Linked DNA regions of Homo sapiens: region 2 is linked to region 1. A link is a contact called in ENCODE Hi-C or POLR2A ChIA-PET data. All regions are on one chromosome and are shown on one strand. The core of a region is the stretch at or near the end of the contact, and the rest is flanking DNA. Distances in the headings are between cores, read along the strand shown.

What was found. Hi-C counts contacts between places; a loop is a spot of excess contacts on that map. ChIA-PET counts read pairs that join two places held with the same protein, here RNA polymerase II (POLR2A). Pooled maps may share reads with other maps.
Region 2: a loop to region 1 is called in a map of natural killer cell, with 6 times the contacts of the local background. The contact joins the promoter of GREM2 here to the enhancer-like site in region 1. A Hi-C loop is called at or near these places in 4 of 168 maps with a recorded cell type or tissue (CD4-positive, alpha-beta memory T cell, naive thymus-derived CD4-positive, alpha-beta T cell and natural killer cell), 2 of 37 single-sample maps with no recorded cell type and 8 of 50 pooled maps. POLR2A ChIA-PET finds 5 or more read pairs at or near these places in 4 of 52 experiments (CD4-positive, alpha-beta T cell, activated CD4-positive, alpha-beta memory T cell, activated T-cell and 1 more).

The regions. Positions count from the first base shown.
Region 1 is chr1:240,574,157-240,579,114 of GRCh38, forward strand. All of the region lies in intron 1 of GREM2 (gremlin 2, DAN family BMP antagonist), which reads right to left. Among named protein-coding and RNA genes, the nearest start is that of GREM2, 36 kb to the right of the region's middle. Within about 2 kb of position 2,240, at least 3 of the 41 ENCODE cell types and tissues checked have a DNase peak (open chromatin) inside an H3K27ac peak, as active enhancers do; they include CD4-positive, alpha-beta T cell and natural killer cell, where a contact is called at or near this core.
Region 2 is chr1:240,609,303-240,614,260 of GRCh38, forward strand. GREM2 (gremlin 2, DAN family BMP antagonist) reads right to left here and starts at 2,853. Exons shown (of 2, transcript NM_022469.4): 1 at 2,582-2,853.

The DNA.
Region 1 (4,958 bases), core at 990-3,489:
TGATCTGCCCGCCTCGGCCTCCCAAAGTGATGGGATTACAGGAGTGAGCCACTGCACCCAGCCTGAGATAGGTTTAAAATTTCTTTTCTGTTGTATAGAATTCAATTTTAAAACGATCTCCCCACTCCTCAGAAAAGAAAGAAAAACATCAATAATGCAAAAAGGTATCATCTAAGAACTAAGTTCTTAGAAAAGAACCTACTAGTAATATAAAAATAACTTCTCTCACGTGGCACATGTGCTTTTACATGACCTCACCTATTTATTTATGTGATGCAATGAAGTTCTGAGACATGGGTGTAGGTCGTAGAAGAGGAAGGTGCTTTTACTCTAAGAAGGGACAGAAGGAGGAGGCCATTAATAAAAGTAAGGAGAAATGTTTGCAGAAAAGAAGAGGAATATCAGGCATTTGCAGATGGGTTAAGTAAACTTAAAGGAGCTCTTGGTAATTAGCCTAGAACTCAGCAAAGTAGGACCTGGAATTACTGGTGGGGAGGTGGGGGTGTCGAGGGTGTGGAAGAAGAGGGCAAAAATGAGTGGATGATTTTGGAACAGTCTTGGTGATCAGTATGGCCTGTAGTCAACAAGATATGGACACACACAGGAGTTCTCTAAAATGCAACAAGATATATTGACAGACAAGTCCAAAATTAAAATAATATTCTGATCTTGGGCCGGGAGTGGTGCCTCACCTGTAATCCCAGCACTTTGGGAGGCCGAGGCAGGCGGATCACGAGGTCAAGAGATCTAGACCATCCTACCCAACATGATGAAACCCCATCTCTACTAAAAATATAAAAATTAGCTGGGCGTGTTGGCGTGCGCCTGTACTCCCAGGTACTCGGGAGGCTGAGGCAGGAGAATTGGTTGAACGTGGGAGGCGGAGGCTGCAGTGAGCCAAGATCGCACCACTGCATTCCAGCTTGGTGACAAGAGTGAGACTCTGTCTCCAAAAAAAAAATAATAATAAAATAAAATAAAAATAAAAAAATTGATCCTTAGCGCTGCTACCCAGCTCCACAATCTGTTCCTTGATGTGCCTCCTTTTTTGTTTTATTTAACTGTGATAGTATTCACCCCTCGGCCTTAGCTAGTAGTATAGTCTCAGGGTAAATGTTGGTTCTACCTCCTCTTTTATCTTTCACAGCTGAAAGCACCAAGTCTTGTCCCTTTTATTTCTAGAATGAGAGTTGCAAAGCCAAATAGTTCTCAAGAATCAGGCAAGTAAAGCAGACTGGGTTGGGGGGTGGGGGTGTCACTATGTAAGGGTAACTCTTACATTTAATGTGTTGCTGCATTTATATGACCAATATGTTGTTCATTCCAAATACCACTGTAGCAAGATTCACTTTTTAATTTTAATTTTAATTTTATTTTTTTTTCAGACTGAGTCTCACTCTGTCGCTCAGGCTGGAGTGTGGTGGCACGATCTTGGCTCACTGCAATCTCCGCCTCCCGGGTTCAAGCGATTCTCCTGACTCAGTCTCCTGAATAGCCGGGATTACAGGCGCGCACCACCACGCCCAGCTAATTTCTGTATTTATAGTAGAGACGGGGTTTCACCATGTTGGCCAGGCTGGTCTCAAACTCCTGACCTCAGGTGATCTGTCCACCTCAGCCTCCCAAAGTGCTGGGATTACAGGCGTGAGCCACCGTGCCCAGCACAAGATTCAGTTTTTAACAAAGCTTACATAGAAGGAGAATCAAGAACAACATCAGAGCTTTGGTGTTGTGTGCTCTGCTGGAAAAAAAAAAAAAAAAGATGGAGGGGGAGGGAAGAACAAAATCTTACTTGTTAAATTACAGAATGTTATCAATGGTAAAACCCGAGAAAGAAAAGAAATGTGCCCAAAATAAGAAGAAAGATGAATTAAATTGCTATGCGTCCTGTGAAAGTAACTTTAAAAATATTTTTTCCAACTTTCTTCTATGGCAAACAACCACATACCTTGTAGAAAATGAATTCTCTGGAGGATACAGGCAATAAAGAAAACCTGTGAGCTCCGTGATGTACACCAGCTGATTCGTGGAGACAGCATACAAGCTTAACTAGGAATTTAAATTCATAGATAATTCAGTTTCATGAACTAGGGCCAGCAATAGAATTGTCTATGTTTTCTTTGCACCTTGGTTTGCTGCTCCACCTCCTTCCTCTCAAATGTAGTCTCTTACTAATCTTGTAAGGGGATCTTCCTTCCCTCTCTTGACGAAGCTTCCTGGTTTCGCTTAGAGTGTGAGGAAGTTTTTGTGACAGCTGGTCACGTTACTAGCATCACCAGTCCATATTTCCTGTTCAGATTTCAATCAAGCCACAAACCCTTGAGAATCATAGCTTTGGTTTGGTTTCGTTTCGTTACAAAACTTTTTTTTTAAGAAACCATGAAACCACACAAGGAGTCCATAATCCCAAAGGCTGCCAAACAACCCTGGTTGACCTAGTTAGCACTGTAGTGGGAAGTGGGGGAGGGGGCAGTCAGATAACATAATTCTAATTAAAATATTCAGAAAACTAAAACCTTTTAAACTTAACTCTTTGTTTGGAATAAAAACAACCAAATATTGGGGCCTGACAGACACTATATCAGAAATTAAAACAATTTATTCTTTAAATTTCAGATACTCCAATTAGAATGAAATTAAACTCAATGAGTTTAAACTGAGTCGAGGTTTATTAAGCTCTGCCAGTTCCTTTTGCATTCGTTTACTGTATTTTATTTTTAAAACAACCACATAATTAATACTGCAGAAAGCAGTATATGATAAGAACTTACTTGGGAAGATTTTTTATTTTGTTTCCGATGTGTATTTCTTAGTCAAGTGCTACATGGTGTTTCTTACCATTACTTATTTAAAAAGCAGATCAATGAGATTCATACTGGTAACATTTACACAAATTTTCCAAATTATTGTTTGTCTCTACTTACAGTGGGTGCCAAAATAAATCTTGGATCTTTATATTTTCCTTTACCAAGTCATGCAAAGCAAGGATCTTTTCTTTAACTGAGCTTTAAAACCATTGCTGGCAGCGTCGAGATCAAAATAAATAGAAGTTCCATTCCTGAAAACTGACATGGAATTGAGTCGGCCATAAAAGTGATGTTGTCGCAACTTATTTCAACAAAGAAAAAGTCCTAAAATTAAAAACATGTTTCTTCTGTCATGTGTCATACAAGGAAAAAAAAAATGGAAAAAAAGGAAATCTTAGTGTGTTCCTAATTTAGATTCTTCTTTACTATAAACATAACTTTCTCCAACAACGACACACACAAATATGTTGTGCCACTCTTGAGAATTAAGGGCTTTTCTTTGTTCAGTTTGGGTTCTCACCATTTGGACATTAAAAGAATGAAAGTTACATATGCATGTAAGAGTGATTGATGACGGGAGGTGGGCCTACAATTTACATGCATGTTTTCTGAACACAGTTCGGGTCTTAACTTGAAAACCTCAACTTGAAAAATATCATGAAACGTATTTCTTTGGGAAATTATTACAGTTTGGGATGTTAGTCTTAGTGTCAAGTTGAAGATGTTTTGGTTAATTCACAAATGAGTAAATTGCCTAGTTTACAGTATTAGCGATTTTTAAATCATAACTTATGGTTACTTGTATGTCTCTTCTGAATAAAATATTTTACAATTTTAGCCTGTAGGTTTATGGAAATTCACAATGAAAATAAATCAGGCTCAGACACATCTATGTGAGCAAATCTATATTTCTGGATAATTGAACTACATAAATCACTCATTAAAGACAAAATATCCAAGAGTTCAAAGTTATCCTTTCTTGAGAGCAGTTCATTAATCCTTGTAGATATGTAGCAATAAACCCAAAGGTCAAGAAGCTGAAGGTGGGTCGCTGGGCTGTTAGATGTGGAGGCAATAGGATTACTGTTTTTTGTTGTTGTTGTTTTTGTGTTGTTGTGGTTGTTGTTTTCCACCATTCTACTCTCTGCCTTTGTAAGATCAAATTTTTTAAAATTTTTTTGAGACTGAGTCTCACTCTGTTGCCCAGGCTGGAGTACAGTGGTGCAATCTCGGCTCACTGCAACCTCTGCCTCCTGGGTTCAAGCTATTCTCCTGCCTCAGCCTTCCGAGTAGCTGGGACTACAGGCGCCTGCCACCATGCCTGGCTACTTTTTGTATTTTTAGTAGAGATGGGGTTTTACCGTGTTGGCCAGGCTGGTCTTGAACTCCTGACCTCAAGTGATCTGCCCACTGTGGCCTCCCAAAATGCTGGGATTACAGGTGTGAGCCACTGCGCCAAGCCACAGCTTACTCTTTTTTACTACACAACCTTTGGCAAGGCAATTCTCTGTTAGTTTGCTCATCTAAAACATGGGTATAGGCTGGGCACGGTGGCTCAAGTCTGTAATCCCAGCACTTTGTGAGTCTGAGGTGGATGGATCACTTGAGGTCAGGGGTTCAAGACCAGCCTGGACAATGTGGTGAAACCCTGTCTCTACCAAAAATACAAAAATTAGCCAAGTGTGTTGGCAGGCACCTGTAATCCCTCTACTCGGGAGGCTGAAGCAGGAAATTCACTTGAACCTGGGAGGCGGAGGCTGCAGTGAGCCAAGATCACGCCACTGTACTCCAGCCTGGGTAACAGAGTGACACTCAGTCTCAAAAATAAAATAAAATAAAATAAAATAAAATAAAAATAGAAAAAAAAGAGCAAATTTCAAGACTCTTCAGTAGACCCTAATGAATGAGAAGCCCTAGGGCCGAGATTGGGAATCTGCATTTTGGAACAGCTGCAGGTGGGTCAGTGAATCTGATACTCTGCCTTATGAGAAAGATTGGGATTGAAAGGAAAACACCTTCACATTCAGGTAGGGATTCCTGTGCAATTTGGCACTTTCTAGGTCAGAAGATGCTTTCTCTTTTCCCTTCAGACTCTCATTGTCAGGTCATTCTCCTTAAACCTTTAGGGGATGGGAGATGAATTCCCCAGGC
Region 2 (4,958 bases), core at 1,603-4,102, 36 kb after region 1:
GACATCTTTCCAACTGGAAGTGGTGGTGATGGGAAATCTGCTCAAGTCATTGGTCAGTGTTGAGTCTGAGGACCACATTTTAGCCTGACATGTGATCAAAATTAATTCTAGACATTATTAGGCCTATTATACCTAATATTATTAGAAACAAAAGAACTATCAAGAAGCAGCTAATCCAAGAAGAAGATGGCACCATAGGTCTAATTTTTAATTGAACACCTTGTCCTTCAAAACAATGTCTTGTGTGACCCATTTAAGCCGAGTGCTGGGCACGTTTTCCCTGGTTGAAATAATTCTTTTTTGTCCGTAGATATTTGAAGGACCCTGATACTGAGAACATGCCTGCAACCTGGCACGTTGCACAGGGGCAATTGCTGTAGCAACACTGAAGTACAAAAGTGGCTGAACTAATCTGTTGAGTGCCTGTGCCTCTGCAGTCTCTCAGTGTCTGCCCTTGACCCAGACAGGCCAATCCTCTCCATATCAATAAGAACTGAGAGTCTAATACCATTCCTTTGCATTAGAAAAAGAGATGTTTACTTTAAAGAGATTTAAAGGCATGTACCTTGTTTAAACTTTACCAAACTTATAACTCGAGGGTATGTAAAGCTCTGGCTGGCTCTACTAAGATTCATAGAGAATGAACTGTTGATTACCTCTCTCGGTGAAGAATGATAGCAAAAAACAATGAATAATCACAGCATTGTTTATATTTATCTTTGAAAAGCCATCAGTGTCTCCTAGTCTATACAAAGTGAATATAATCCGTCTCACACTCACAAAGTTGCTACCAACACACCCAACATTGCTTTAGAGTTAGAAAGATAAGACAGAAATAGGTCCCAACTTATTGCAGCTATTTTATTTATAAAAGATTGACAAATGCTCACAATCATACAAAACAACTCTTTACCAATAGAATGTAGTTGGGTCGATTAACTTATATTTATTTGCACAGATCAGTTCTTTACAGTTTCTTTCTGATGTAAAAGGAAAAAAAATTTATCTATAAAGTTAAAATGCCTTCTCCCAAATATAATATTCACTTGCCATGTCTATACTTTGACACGATTTCAAAAAGCACCCAGTTAAATCATTCAGATCAGTCGATGGGCAAAAACTATGAAGTTTTCCTGACTCTATGGTAGAGCTAAGCATGCATTTCCTTTAATGACAGAAAGAACATGTTCATCTGATAAGAAACAAAAAACAAACAAACAAAAAAAGGTCGATATAAATTCTCCACTGTGATATACAACACAAATACCTTTCTTATAACTTTCTTATCTTCCTTGGTCGGGCACATGTCTTGGGACAAAGGCTACCTTGAAAGCTAAGCACGGCTGAATGGTGAGTCGATTGCGAATTATCAGTGAATGGTTTGGATATGATCGACTAAGACTCCACTGGGAAGAGTGCTGTTTAGACGAAAGGTAAGGTATTTGATTGCCCCTGCACCTGCTGCAGAGCCATTCTCTGGCTGTACTGGAGTCCCAATCTGTTCCACTGCAGAAAAAGCGCTTTTCATAGGGATTCAGAGCCACATGAATACCAGCCAGCCCTTGAAGACTGCAAAGCAAGACCAATTTTTTAACTGACTTCTTGCAGTCCCCTCTGGCTTTTCCCAGGAAAGACTGAACTCATTAAGCAATGCTAATTTAATCACAAGTCATCAAGGGGTGGGGAGTTATATAACTATCTTTAAAATTTCAAATCAAACATGATAAAATCTCAGGAAATAGATTTTTTTAACAAAACCCACACCTCAAAATAAAAAAAAAAAAGAAATAGAAGTTTATGAGTTTTAGGATCAAATAAAATAAAATCAAACATCAATATTTTCTTACAACTATCACATCTACTAGATAGTTCCAATTCATGACTTTTTAATGTAGTAATATGTGAGATCCTGGAACTGAACGTGCCTGGCGTGCAGAATACAAATGCATTTTTAAACTCGTAAGACAATGTAGAAATAAGTCAGGTACACAGGAAGGATCACTGACAATCACGTTAAAAAATAACTACCTCCCTTCTCTCTTCTCCTTCAACCACAGCGTAGTGATAATAGTGATATTTCCCTCATGAGGCGGGTGCACCTTGGCCATATGCTTTAAAAAATCAAAACTCTGCCGAAGTCCGCTGTGGTTCCTATTCCTGTAGGGAGGATATTAACCTGGTAGGTAGGTGGGAGAGGTTCGTAGCCCGCTTTCTAACAATTGGATGGTGTTTGCCTCGCTATAGTCATGATTAGAATGGCGGTCACCAAGAGGTATTTATTGGTGGGATGACAACATATTGGTATTGACGTTATTTAAAAGAGAAAGAAAGAGCGATCACGGTCAAGTTTGAAGGTCCTTATGTTACACCCACGCATAATTCAATAGGTGAATAAACCTTGTGGCCCCCAGACACACGCCAACAGCTTGAATTACCCGGGGTGAAACCGGCGAGACGTCCACTCAGGGCTTTCGGTCCTGACCAGCCACGGAACAAACAACGTCAATTCATTCTAAGTGCCTGGTGAAGGTAGAAATCAGAAACCGTGTCTGTGTCACGTTAGTCGTGACAAGCTGCGTACCTGCAATGACGTGATGGAAGCCTCCTCCTCGGGTCCCTTCTCTCTCTCTCTCTCCCTCTCCCTCTGCCTTCTCTGAGTTCTCTAGTCCACAGCGGGGTCTAAGTTTGGTCTCCCGCCGCCGCTTTCAGTTCGACCGCAGCCAGACTGCAGCAGACGCCCATAAGAGAAGCGCGCCGGCTGAGGGTGCAGGAGAGGCGAGAGCGCGCCCCGCGCCGCGCGGTCCCAGGCTGGCTGCTCCTGCAGATGTGAAAGGAGCCCGGAGACTTAGCTCTGAATCCTCTCGGCGCTGCATGGGGATATTATCAGAGTCTGGGATTTCTATTGGCTCTGAACACCAAACAAATCACACCAGCCACCCCCCTTCTCTGTTTCACTCAGCGCTTGTTTCTCATCTAACCCACAAACATTGCAGCCACACCACACACTTCAGTCGCTTGCAATGTTTCTCTTTTCCTCCTTCCAGTCAGTGGATTTACAACCCTGTGGTCAGCTCTAACATTTTTTTTAGCAGACTTCCAATTCTAACCTTCTTGTTTATGTAGAGAAATTCTCCCTCCATCCCCTAAACCAGAAAAAAACAAAAAACAAAAAAAAAACACTCATTCCCTTCAGATCTTCTTCCTTTTGCTGATGGGTTTCCAATGTGAAGAATGTAGAAAGCCTGTGTGTGATATGTCTGACATTCTCATACACGTGCGCTTACACACACACACACACACACACACACACACACACCAGGCTCCTTTTGTTTGCAGTAACTGAGGCCAGTGAAATAAAAAGCAAGCTGAGCCTAATAACCTAAGTGAGAGCTTAACTAATAAAATCTTGAATGAATTCAGTGCAAAACACCCATTGCTTGAATTTGTTTTCTGTTCCAAATAGTACTTTGGTCATTATTATCCTGATTTTTGTTTATTGAATGCAGAGGTTTCTAATGCAAATCAGACTCTTCAACATCCAGAGAACATAAAACAATGACGCCAGACCAATTCTTGTGCTCCATCGGCTTGGTGCGTTATACCAGAAGCGTATTGTGACGCCTAAGTGCTTGCTCTTTTCATTATTTTTTGAACTTCTCACCACTGATCATCTCAGGACTGAGACTCCCTTAGTGTGATTCACCAGCCAAAGACGACTATTCAGACTCTGCTGATAGAGGTTCCTGGATGAAAATTTTTTATCTGTATGTGTCAATAGAGATAAACCTTTGGCCCCTTGGCAGGGAAAGGGCCCAAGAAAAATCTGAGATCTTACAAACTTGGCTGGGGAAATTCAGAATAAAATAAAGTTTCAGTGTGTCTTATAAAACAGACCCTCCCTTAGACTTTTCCCCAAAATCAATTTCACTGGTGCTTATGGAAATTTTAATGACAGTTATTCTTGACAAGAAGCCATTGCTTCTGAAATCTCTGAGCTCTGTTTTGATTTTTGACTTGAATTTTTTTTTTGCAGTGTTATCCCTTTTGTATGCTATTTGGTATTTGATATTCTAGTTCCAACTCAACTCACAGCACATTGGGTTGCAAATTCACAGGAAATAACAATTAGTTCTTGAAATATACTATCACCAAACAGACTACCTGCCTTCTTTCTTACGTGGGCACATTACAGGAATTGTGAAATGCAGCCTTATTCTCAGAATGGGCCTGCCTGAAATCAGCTGAAATTGACAAAGGAAATACAAAACAAAACCACGTTTAGCAGTTGGTTCCTGCTAACCACAGTCTAACCTCAAATGGCATATCCTTATTGCTTCAACAACTCCAGTTCATTCCCTTTCTTTAGGTAGGCAGCTAAAAACAAAATACTGTCATAAATCTTTGAAAGTGTAGAATGTATTTCTTCTAAAGATCTCAACAGTCTTCGAAAAAAAAAGGAGTTATAGGTATGATATTCCAGATTTTCCAGGTGGAGAAACAGAGTGGAGGAATGATAAAGTGACTTGCTGAAGGCAGACAGCAAATAGAGCTGGGAGAGTGGATGACTGCCCTGTTTGTTCATACAAACTGTTTGACTCAAAGGAAAGCAAAGGGTTAACACAGCTGACTCTCATTCCTGCCTGCCTTTGCACAGAAGAGCTAACAATTCATGAAATCATCTGTCCAACTTGGTAAATAGTCATTTATGTTATTTCAGAACGGGTCATGTTATTTTCAGATAAGTTACCAATAATTTGCCTTCGAATTGCCTTTCTAGAAAAGAGAGAAACAGTTACTGAGAAAACCAAGTAGATCATTGTATTTTGTGCTTGTTATTTTCAGGGCTCATTATAGCTCTTCATAGCACTGAAAAGACAGTGTAAGTGAAATCATGGGTGACTTAAAGTCACAGATCTATCTTAAACTTCATTTTAGATAATAATTCAAGCCCTCTGTCC